2 separate regions of the Homo sapiens genome follow, and region 2 is linked to region 1. The links are chromatin contacts, found by Hi-C or POLR2A ChIA-PET in ENCODE. All regions are on one chromosome and are shown on one strand. The core of a region is the stretch at or near the end of the contact, and the rest is flanking DNA. Distances in the headings are between cores, read along the strand shown. Region 1 has its middle 120 kb from the start of TBL1X. Region 2 overlaps WWC3 (WWC family member 3).

Evidence for each region. A loop is a pair of places that touch in the nucleus more often than their neighbours do. ChIA-PET counts read pairs that join two places held with the same protein, here RNA polymerase II (POLR2A). Pooled maps may share reads with other maps.
Region 2: a loop to region 1 is called in a pooled map, with 9 times the contacts of the local background. The contact joins two enhancer-like sites. A Hi-C loop is called at or near these places in 2 of 37 single-sample maps with no recorded cell type and 10 of 50 pooled maps. POLR2A ChIA-PET finds 5 or more read pairs at or near these places in 1 of 52 experiments (CD4-positive, alpha-beta memory T cell).

The regions. Positions count from the first base shown.
Region 1 is chrX:9,338,240-9,343,857 of GRCh38, reverse strand. No RefSeq gene overlaps it. Among named protein-coding and RNA genes, the nearest start is that of TBL1X, 120 kb to the left of the region's middle. RefSeq lists an enhancer at 1,799-1,858. Within about 2 kb of position 2,222, at least 34 of the 41 ENCODE cell types and tissues checked have a DNase peak (open chromatin) inside an H3K27ac peak, as active enhancers do.
Region 2 is chrX:10,080,047-10,085,664 of GRCh38, reverse strand. All of the region lies in intron 6 of WWC3 (WWC family member 3), which reads right to left. Among named protein-coding and RNA genes, the nearest start is that of WWC3, 68 kb to the right of the region's middle. RefSeq lists an enhancer at 2,279-2,779. Within about 2 kb of position 2,329, at least 31 of the 41 ENCODE cell types and tissues checked have a DNase peak (open chromatin) inside an H3K27ac peak, as active enhancers do.

The DNA of each region.
Region 1 (5,618 bases), core at 973-3,472:
CCCATGGTGCAGAGGAAACTGTATTCATTTCTTGCACTGAAGCTAGTGAAGAAAAAGGTGACTTATGTGACTACACAATGGGGAATAACTTAGGATACCGTCCTTAAATGTTAAACAAGAGGAATACTGTGCAAGAGGGATATGGTTACTACATTCTGGCATATACAATTCCACGCGGTGGAATTTAAGCCCTCATTTAAAGTATAATTTTGAAAAATATTTAGTGACCTAGAAAAATATTTATTTTTTAATACTAGGTAACCAAATCGGAATGCTGAACTATTTATACAGAGTGAGCCCGATTTTATTATTTACCTCACCTCCATCCTCAACTCCCATTTTTGGATGGGAAAATTCTTCCACACAGAGGAAAACGACAGGCACGTCGTGAATGCAAACGTCAACGTTGGTTTTCTCTGGGAATTTTTATTTTCTTGGACAGAAAAGTGGCTACACTTTGTTTTTTATTAGGAAGAGAAGCCGCTTTAACATCTAAGTAGTGAAGCCACAGCGAAGTGAAGAAGCCCCTTCACCCATCAGATGGCTTAAGAACGTCATCCTGGCGTCTTCCAAAACTCCTCGAATCCCCTCCTGCCGTGATGACACAGAATCAGAGGCTTCCAGGGGTACGCTTAGGGGGCATCTGATGCGCAGGTGCACACGGCAGCTACTGAGCCCCAACTCTGGAGTGTTCTTACTCAGGGATTTAATTATAGGACGGGGTCGTCAGGAGCAGGTCTCCCACTGCCCTGCAGGAACCCTTTTTGACCTTCAGTAGAGACAGAGCCCTAAAACTTTGGGCCTGATTTTCCCTTCCCCAACTCCTCCTCGTGCCCTTCCCAGGCACTTCCTCACCCCCAGAGACTCCCTTCTTTACCTCTGTCCCCAAGTCCCTCTCCACCCAGGCCTTCTCAAGGGCTCCCCCGCAGCAGGACCCCTCTGCCGTCCCCTTTCCTGTTTCAGAGTGTCGCGGCGTTCTGGGAACCACAGCACCCCCCAACAGCCCTGAGATCCCCGGGGGAGGACCCGGTGAACCTGAGCCGTGTTTTGGGAGCACAGGGAGACACCCGCGCGGGCGGCCGGCGGCGTGGGGGCGGGGCGCTGCGAGTGCGCAGCTCTTCTAAGGTCCTCGGTAATTCTTTCCCAGTCCACGTAGGGCGCTGGCACAGACCGGCCCCGAGTCTGATCCTGGGGGAGGGGAGGAGAAGAGAGGGGAGGGGAGGGGAGGAGGCTGGAAGACTAAGAGGGAGGAGGGAGGCTGTGGCCTAAACTCCAATGCAGGGAGAGGAGGCTAGGAGGGGGGAGGGAGGGACAGAGAGGGGATGAAAAGCAGAGGAGGAGGGGGAAGGGGAGGAGAAGGAGGAGAGAGGGGTGCAAAACGGAGGAGGAGGGGGGAGGAGGGAGGGGGTGAAAAGCAGAGAAGGATGGGGAGGGGAGAGGTGGAGGGGAGAAGGAGGGGGAGGGTAAAAAGCAGAGGGGGAGGGGAGGAAGAGGGAGGGGTGAAAGCAGAGGGGGAGGGAAGGAGGGAGGGGGTGAAAGCAGCGGGGGAGGGGGAGGGGAGGTGGGAAGGAGCAGGGGGAGGGTAAAAAGCAGAGGGGGAGGGGAGGAGGAGGGAGGGGGTGAAAAGCAGAGGGGGAGGGGAGGAGGAGGGAGGGGGATGGGAGGTGAGGGAGGGAGGACAAGGGGAAGTGAAAAAGGGAGGAGGGGGAGGGGAAGTGAAAGAGGGAGAAGCGGGAGGGGAAGTGAAAGAGGGAGGAGGGGGAGGGGCGCCACCCAGCCTCTTTCCGGAGGAGACTCATTTAGATGCAATGGCCAATTTTTTTTTTTTTAAACCAGACTGTATAAATTTACAGTTTCCTTTTCAGCTGAAGCAGACAATGTTAAAACACATTAGATTTTCTGTTTCGGAATGCAAATTAAACATAGGCAAGCTCTTGGAAGGCTTCATTGAGGGCTTGAGAAAATAGGAGATTGAAAACGTCGATGCTTGAGTAAGGCAAGAGATTTTAGCCTTGCAGCAATGTGGTCGTGTGTGTGTTTACTTAAAAAGAGAAAATTGCTTAATAATAAAACGGCCCTAGTCTTCCTTGAACATAACAGGAAGCACTGCTTAAAAAAACATTTATTTCTTTTTTTTTTTACAGCCACCATTTATTTGTCGGTGCACAGGGAGGGGGTGCCGTTGAGGCAGGGTTGGGGTAGTCACCCAGGCACTCCCCAAAGCCTGCTCACCCGGCCCCTCCAACCCCAAGGAGTGGAATCTAGAAGCAGCCCCTAGGGGCTCTCCCCTCTAATCTAGAAATGACTTTCCTAAACAGCTGTCACTATAAACTAGGTTCCTTTCTGTTCTCTGTCCCCTTTTTTCACCCCCAAAGCAAAAACAACAAAAACACAACCTAATAGAAAAGCCCCTCCCGCCGCAACTAAAAACAAGCAGAACACTCGCCCCAAATTCTGTTTCTGCTGTTCCTGCCCCCGTTTATAGGAGCCTTGTGGGCTATTTTCTGCTCTTTTCTCCCCCTGGAGAGTTATTTAAGTCCTTTAAATGCCATTCTGTGCACACATAACTTAAAAATGGTCTGGCACGGGGGAAAAGTTGGCAAATGTCTAGTTCACAATCTGTTGGGTTATGTGAAGCCAGATTCAGTAAAAACTCTATTGGCTTCCGGAGCCAGGTTATGCAACATCTTAAAAGGGTTTGGGGATGTGTCTGTAGGAGGGGGAAGGGGGACCTGAGAGGGGAAATACCGAGCTGGGTGTCACATGTAAGTTTGCTATACTGGGGATGGCCGTGGACACAGACGGGTGTAGGGAGCTGCACCATTTCAGTCTTAAGAGCAAGAAGCCCCCCTGCATTTTAACTGTGTGGGCTTTGAAAATAGGGGTGAGGGGACCAAAAGGCCTTCCCGGGCCATGAGTTCCTGTAGGGTCTCCACGTTGAGATGGCGAGTGGGGGATGGGCCCGTATGAGCCGGCTAGGGCTGCCATGCCAGAGTAGCAGACAGGGATTCCCTCACATTCTGGAGGCCACATGTTTGAAACCCAAGTGTCACAGGGCTGCTTTCTCCCGCAGCCCCTCTCGGTGGCTTGTAGACGGCCTGTATCCTCCCATGGTCGTCCCTCTGTGTGTGCCTGTGTCCTCATCGCCTCTTCTTATAAGGACTCCAGTACTACTGGACCAGGGCCCACCCTAATGACCTCATTTTAATTTAATTACCTCCTTAGAGATCCTGTTTCCAAATACGGTCACATTCCAAAAGGTAGTGGGGATTAGAGCTTCAGCCCTTGAATTTTAGGGATTATTCCCCATTATGGGATGGGGAGAACACTTAGGAGGCTTGATAAGGGAAGCAGAGAGGGTGGGGAAGGAGTTTGCATCCCTTGGGCATCCAGGCCTCGGGATGCCCCGGCCCCTCAGCCCCTGGGTTTGCAGACTGGAGAGCAGGGCTGCTCCCAGGGAAGTGGGCGGGGTGGGGGCGGGGTAGCTGTTAACTGCTAGACTTGGGCCTGTCGCCCATATGACAGCTGCATTTTTAATTCTCTTTTGGAATATTCCTTCTGTATTGCAGTTTCACCATAGCCTGAGAGCCAGCTGGATAAGCTGCTAGGGACACAGGATTCCCTAGTGATAGCGCAGGGCAGCAGTGGTGTCTCAGTGTCTTGCTCACATCTGTGTGCTTGGCACCTGGGAGGGAGCCCCAGGTAATTCTGCAGACTTAAAGGAGGGGAGGAGCAAGCTCACCCTGTGGGTTTTCAAGATGCTAATTTAATCTTCGTTGTTTGTACTTGACAGAAACCACAAAGCTTGTTTATCCAAAGTAGTATCTTTTGTGGTGAAACGATTATCAGTAATTATTAAGAAACAGACGGAGTCTTCTCCTTGGCCACTGAAAAACTCAGAAATGTGGGGAGAAATATCAAAGTTGTGGATGATCTGATATCATGAATTTTCTCAGGAAGGAGATGACCAGAGGCGAAAGTGTATTGGAGCTTCCATCTCGGTGGCTTCTTTTAAGGTTTGGTTCCAAATGGTGGTGACTTCAGAGAGTTGATGATCTCAGAATGCTTTTGAATTTGCACAGCGAAGCCTTCAAGTCCTGCCTTGGCAGTTTCAACAGAAGCATAAAGGATTCAAGGAACCACAGACATGATGGTGGAGACATTTGTGGTGGTGATTTTCCTGGCAAAGCCCTGGGGGAGCCGGCTGGCTTGGTCAGCTGTAGGCAGAGTTTGTCCTTTCCCTCTGGGGGAATCCCACTTTGTCCAGGACACTCCGGAGTCCTTCGGGCCATTCACGATCTTTCCCCCTTTATTCAAGCCCACCTTTCTCTTTTTTTTTTTTTTTTTTTTTTTGAGACGGAGTCTCGCTCTGTTGCCCAGGCTGGAGCGCAGTGGCGCGATCTCGGCTCACTGCAAGCTCCGCCTCCCGGGTTCACGCCATTCTCCTGCCTCAGCCTCCCGAGTAGCTGGGACTGCAGGCGCCCGCCACCACGCCGGGCTAATTTTTTGTATTTTTTTAGTAGAGACGGAGTTTCACCGTGTTAGCCAGGATGGTGCTCATCTCTGTTTAAGGAACAGCCGAGAGTCCCTGGAGGCGCCAAGTCTTCTCTTCTATGGAACTACGCCAGCAGGAATCTCTATGAGGGTTCCTAGGAATTCCGTACCTGAGTGAATGCAGACTTTTTGCACAAACTTCCAGTAGGTGATTCACTAGAGGCCAGAGGCAGGGGAAATGGAATCATTCACTCATTCTTTCATGCCTTTTGTTTCCTGCTTCTAAACTCCTGCTTCTTTTGTGTGTATTTTATTTTGTTTGCCTTAGCTTCTTAAGTCAGGGAGGGTTGGAAGAGAAGGAAGGTGTTTGAAATATACGAGTGAGAAATGAACGGAAATTTGCTGCTTGGTGATAGCACCAAAGGAAGGTGAAAATATGTGTAGTGGACGTGGGTAGTTTTTGTCTGACTCCGTGTTCGGCCTCTATCTTTCGGTTAAAACAACTCAAGTTTTCTCTGGGGGAACACAGGCTGTTATTCTCAGTCCCTGAGATACAGAGCTCCAGCGCCGGGGGCCCAGGTCTGGCCAAACGGCATCTCATATTTCTTGTCTACGGTGACTTCTTAACCCAAATCGTGACCCAGAGACAGCCAGATCTGGGCTTCTATTAGAATTCTTGACAAAGGTTTGTTTTTGTTTTTGTTTGTTTGTTCTTTTTGCTAGGGTTGCTAAACAGGTACCAGTAAACCCAGTGAGGAAAAAAATCCCATCATTCTTATCACTCCTTGAGACCGAAAATGGTACTGAGGAATATGGAGCTAAGGGGTGACACCTCTCTGGATAGCATGGGAATACCTGGATCTAGCCAAGCCTGAAGACCACACATGACATTTGCAGTTATGTGAACCAATGTGTTTCTTTTCTTTTTTCTTTTCTCTTTTCTCTTCTCTTCTTTTCTATTCTCTTTTCTTTCTTTCTTTCTTTCTTTCTTTCTTTCTTTCTTTCTTTCTTTCTTTCTTTCTTTCTTTCTTTCTTTCTTTCTTTCCTTTCTCTTTCTTTCTTGTAGCCCCATTTGACTTTAGTTTCAAATGCTTATGACTGAAAAATGTTCTTGGCTTATTGAA
Region 2 (5,618 bases), core at 1,080-3,579, 740 kb before region 1:
GTTACAGTAAGGTAATTTTTCCAAAACGTTTCAGAAACTTTAGGGCAACAGAGTCCAGGGGACCTTTCACTGGAAAAGCTCAATTTTTCTCTAAACTTTAATTAGTCATTGTAAATGGTGCTCCTATTTTCTGAAGACTTTTATAAAAGGCCTCAAGAAAAATGCAAATTGAAACTACACTGAGATACTATCTCTCACCTATGAGACTGGCAAAAATGCAAATGCTTATCAACACATCCTGTTGGCAAAGTCACAGGAAACGAGAACACTCATATGTTAGTGGTAGGAAGGCAAAATGGTGCAACCCCTCAGCAAAGGAATTTGGCCATATCTAATACAAGCTGAGTATCCCTAATCTGAAAATCTGAAATCCAAAGTGCTTCAAAATCTGAAACTTTTTAAGCATTGACATGACACCCAAAGAAAATGACCAGTGAAGCATTTCAGGTTTCAGATTTTTGGATGAGGGATATTGAACCAGTAAGTATAATGCAAATATTCCAAACCAAAAAAAAAAAAAAAAAAAAAAAAAAAAAAAAAAAAACTGAAATTCAAAACACTTCTGGTCCTAAGCATTTCAGATAAGAAATACAACCTATAATACAACAAATACATTCACCCTTTAACCTACCAAGCCCGCTTTCAGGAACTTATCCTGGAAGATACACATCCATAACTTAGGTAAAAAGCTGACAAGAAATGTTATTAATATAAATCAAAGCATTGGGCTAACAAGGCCAGAACCTACTGATCATCTTCACACCGCAAAAAGAAACAAGCACAGAGTGGTGCCTCCTGATGGAAGTAACACCACCACCTAAAAACATTCTTACTAAAAAAAGAAAAGAAATCCAACTTGAATCAGATCAAGCCTCTCAAACTATTACGCCCATTTGCATAAATAACAAGAGACAGAGGAACACGTTCAATGACATCATGTGAATTTCAGCAGCAAAACCCAACATTAGGGAAATTCTATAGGACAACCAAATTACTTTCTCCAACAAATAAGCTGTCAGGGGAAAAAAAGGAGGGAGAGTAGAAAAGAAAAGACGTAAGAGACACATCAACCAAAGGCACTCTGTGGCCCAAACTGGACCCAAACACCTGAAGAAATGCAAGAGCTCACTGGACACAAGATGCCTAGTAAATGGGGTACAGGGATTAGAGTTATTTTCAAAAGGAGTCCATAACTTTAGGAGACATATTTATGGATTAAATGGGATTCTGGCATTTGCTTCAATAAGGCCGTGAGAGCTTAGCAGATGGGGTGGGGTCACCACCGAAACAAGATTGGCAATTGTGCAGGTTAAATGGGGTGAGGGGTACAGGAAGGTTTCAGTATACTATTCTCTCTGCTTTTGTGTTTGATATTTTCCATCATTAAAAGCTTACATGTGTACACTTCACATAGATACACATAAAACACACATCTGTGTACATATTCTATCATTAACCCAGCGAACATATCTGTGGCCAATTCCTCTCTACAACAATCAACAACATATATAGATTTAAAGTAAAATACAAAAGGTTCTTTTTTCCTTACTTGGACCCAAGTGTAATGATGAATTTCCTTGCTAGCCAGGAAATTCACCAAGATAAACAAGGCAAGCTTAAAATGTTATAAGCAGCCAAACTCCTAGTGAGGTGCTCTGGAAAAGAATACACTGGATATTCTGGGAAGCAAGAACAGCAGGAAATTTTCTGGAGGAAAATCTCAGGCCACTGCCTTAAGCAATGTTGGTGATAAAATCAGAGATGCTTCATGTTTAGGTATAACAGCTCACCTGCTATCTGTACGTATAGTCAGGATTTCCCAGTAGAGATGGGGTAATCACATTTTCAATGCTTGAAAAGGCCTTCTAAAATTTCTCAATTAAAAAAATATACATTTGCATGATTCAATCCAAACCTAAACACCCAATGTTCAATACCAGAAAAATAATGAGGCTGTTTTCATCTCATAAGCTGTGGAACTCAGAGAAAGGCTACCAGATTATCTTCCACTTACAAAAATATTTTAAGAGTGGCACGGGTGCCTGGGTTTTCTCTTCTTCCTGTGAGGCTGTGTCTGTCCCAGAATAAAGTAAACATGCACAGTAACAACGCAGCGTCAGACAGAGCCAAGGCAACGTGCCCATTAAACAACAGCTCTGGGCAGCTCCCTCCTGAAAGCTAACTTGCCCCTGGTCAGGCATGAGGTGGGGTGGGCCCCTCAGGACCAAGGCCAGGTCCAGAGCCTTCCCCAGGCCACTCCTTGGCCTCCAGGGGGAGGGCGGGTATTCTCATGAGCTCAGGCAGACAGGAGGAGCCTCCCCTTGGCAAGTGGCAAGTTTACAATTGCTGTTCCCAAGCGTGGGATCTTGATAATGAAAGCAGAAAGACAATCCAAACAGCACTGGCCCGCCTCTCTTCCAGGAGCACAACTTGCGCTCCGTTTTGGCCGCAGGTGTTAAGTTAAAATTCTCGTTATTCTGGCTCCTGCTTCTCTGTCTAATGCCCCTAGGGAAACAGAGGCTGCCTTTTCCTATTCTTGAAACCACTGCAACTACAAAAGATGAATTCACATCCTAGCCATGCTAAGGAGAAGGGGGTTTTCTCAGTCAGCAGTACGTTTCAGTTTCTAAATCAGTCCATCTACAGCTGACACTGCTATATGGCCTTTGTCTTCAAATAAGGAAATGGAGTTCACCAGAACGATGGAGCCAAGGCAAAGCAACGGGCGCTGAGCCCAGCAACCCACTACAGAAACCATGGCCATGAGGGAAGTGCCAGACGTGGCTCCCTGCTGATGCTCAGGGATCCTGAGCAAACTCAGACTCTTCCTGAACCCCAGTCACCTTCCTCAGAGCTGCAAATGAGAATGACATTAACTGCAACCTCCGGCACACACAATGACTAACATTAAAACCACCTACTGGGCCGGGCGTGGTGGCTCATGCCTGTAATCCCAGCACTTTGGGAGGCTGAGGCAGGCGGATCACCTGAGGTCAGGAGTTCGAGACCAGCCTGACCAACATGGTGAAACCCGGTCTCTACTAAAAATATAAAAATTAGCTGGGCATGGTGGCGTGTGCCTGTAATCCCAGCTACTTGGGAGGCTAAGACAGGAGAACTGCTTGAACCCAGGAAATGGAGGTTACAGCGAGCCAAGATTGCACCACTGCACTCCAGCCTGGGTGACAAAGACTCCCCATCTCAAAAAAAAACCAAAAAAAAACAAACAACTACATATTGTCCAGAGACACTGTATCACAATGAGAGACAGCTACAGTGTGGCCTAATGAAGGTAGAAAATTCACCTCAAATCCAACTAGGTAGTCCTAATAACTTTTGGTGACCTGTCACAAATCAAATGATTTGTTTCTGCTTATTCTTTATCCACCACCTTAGCCAAAGTGACACAGGATGACACTGCCACAGCACACACAGTCGCATCTGAGGAGGTGTTGGAGTATCTGGAGGCTGGCTGGAGTGGGGGGCTAAAAGGACAAAACACACGTCGGTGCATTTGGAAAGCACTCTGGCCTATGCACCGCATGAATGACAAAACCAGCAGCCGGTTAGTTGGAAAAGAAGCTTGATTTGCTTAAGACAAAACTAAAGAAGAGGCCGGGAACGGTGGCTCATGCCTGTAATCCCAGCACTCTGGGAGGCCGAGGCGGGCAGATCGCCTGAGGTCAGGAGTTGGAAACCAGCCTGGCAAATGTGGCAAAACCCCATCTCTACTAAAATACAAAAATTAGCCAGGCGTGGTGGCGGGCACCTGTAATCCCAGTTACTGGGGAGACTGAGGCACGAGAATCACTTGAACCTGGGAGGGGGAGGTTGCAGTGAGCCAAGATCACACCACTGCACTCCAGCCTGGGCGACGAGAGCAAGACTCTGTCTTAAAAAAAAAAAAAAAAAAAGCTAAAGAAGAAGCTGTGCTAATACTAACTAGGGTTAATAAAAGGAAGCTCTGACTGTAGATCCAAAATGCACACAAACACATAGCTGGGTAATGGTAGATAATTACATCTGTACCTCACATTCCTTTATTACCTCCCCATAAAGAGCAGTGCTGCAGTCACGTGTGTCACCTCATGCATCTGCATGCAGGATGAAAGACGGCAACATGGTGCCCACCTGCGTCAGTAACAGTAACCACACAGAGTTGGACTAATTGTTTCGGGCTGGGCATGTACCAGGTGCTGGTGCTGTCCTCAGTATAACTGAGCACAGTGATTGCTGTTATGGACTGTGTGTTTGTGTGTCCTCCAAATTCTTATGTTGCAGCCTTACCCTCTAATGTGATGGCATTTGAAGGTGGGGCCTTTGGGAGGTGATTAGGGTTAGATGAGGTCACAGGGTGGGACCCCATGATGGGATTAGGAAAAGGAAGAGAGAACAGAGTTTTTGCTCTCTTAGCCATGAGAGGAAACTGCGACAAGATGGTCATCTGCATATCAGGAATCGGGCCCTCACCAGGAACCAAATATTGGACCTCCAGCCTCCAGAACTGTGAGAAACAAATATCTGCTATTCAAGTCACCCAGTCTATGGTATTTGTCATAGCAGCCCGAGCTGCCTAAAACAATCACCATTTGCAGATGAGAAAAGTAGGTGCAGAAGGCGTGCGGCACATGCGCAAGTTCAGCAAGGAAAGCCAGTGAATGGAGAGAACGGCTCAGCAAACCTTCAGACCCACACCAGCACCATTTCTCAAACACCACCTTTAGTTCATGAAACCTGCAGACTCGATACAGCTCACTAATTGTAAACAATTCATCCCCAATCTCTTAGTAGGGATAACGTTCTTATTGTAAAAATGAGAACAGGAGGAAGACCTACAGACTGGAATGTCCAAAGGAGCTTTCCGTGATGATGGAAATCTGTCACCTATGGTGTTCAATACAGTAGCCACCAGCACGGTGGTTCTCCACTGGGAGCAAATGTGTACTTTAGGGGACACTTGGCAATGTCTAGAAACATTATTGGTTGTCACAATACAGGTGGAAGGTGCTACTGGCATCTAGCGGGTAAAGAGTAAAGACAACATTCTTTGTGTTTTTGTTTGTTTGTTTGTTTTTGAGAGACAGTCTCGCTCTGTCGCCCAAGCTGGAGTGCAATGGCGCAATCTCGGCTCACTGCAACTTCGGCCTCCCAGGTTCAAGCGATTCTCCCTGCCTCAGCCTCCCGAATAGCTGGGATGACAGGTGCCCGCCAAGCGATTCTTGTGCCTCAGCCTCCCGAGTAGCTGGGATTACAGGCATGCACCACCACGCCTGGCTAATGTTTGTCTTTTTAGTAGAGATGGGGTTTCACCATGTTGGCCAGGCTGGTCTTGAACTCCTGACCTCAGGTGATCTGCCCGCCTTGGCCTCCCAAAGTGTTGGGATTACAGGCGTGAGCCACCAGGCCTGGCCAAGACAAGACAATTCTACAGTGCATAGGATAGTCCCCCCAAGACAAGAATGATCCAGCCCCAAATCCCACTAGTGCTAAGTGGTGGAGAAAACCTGCACTAGCCACATGTCACTACTGAGTACTTCTGATGTGACTACTGAGACTGGGAAACTAAACTTTTAATTTTCTTTTACTTTAAATGTCAATTTTAGAACAAAAAATTTAAA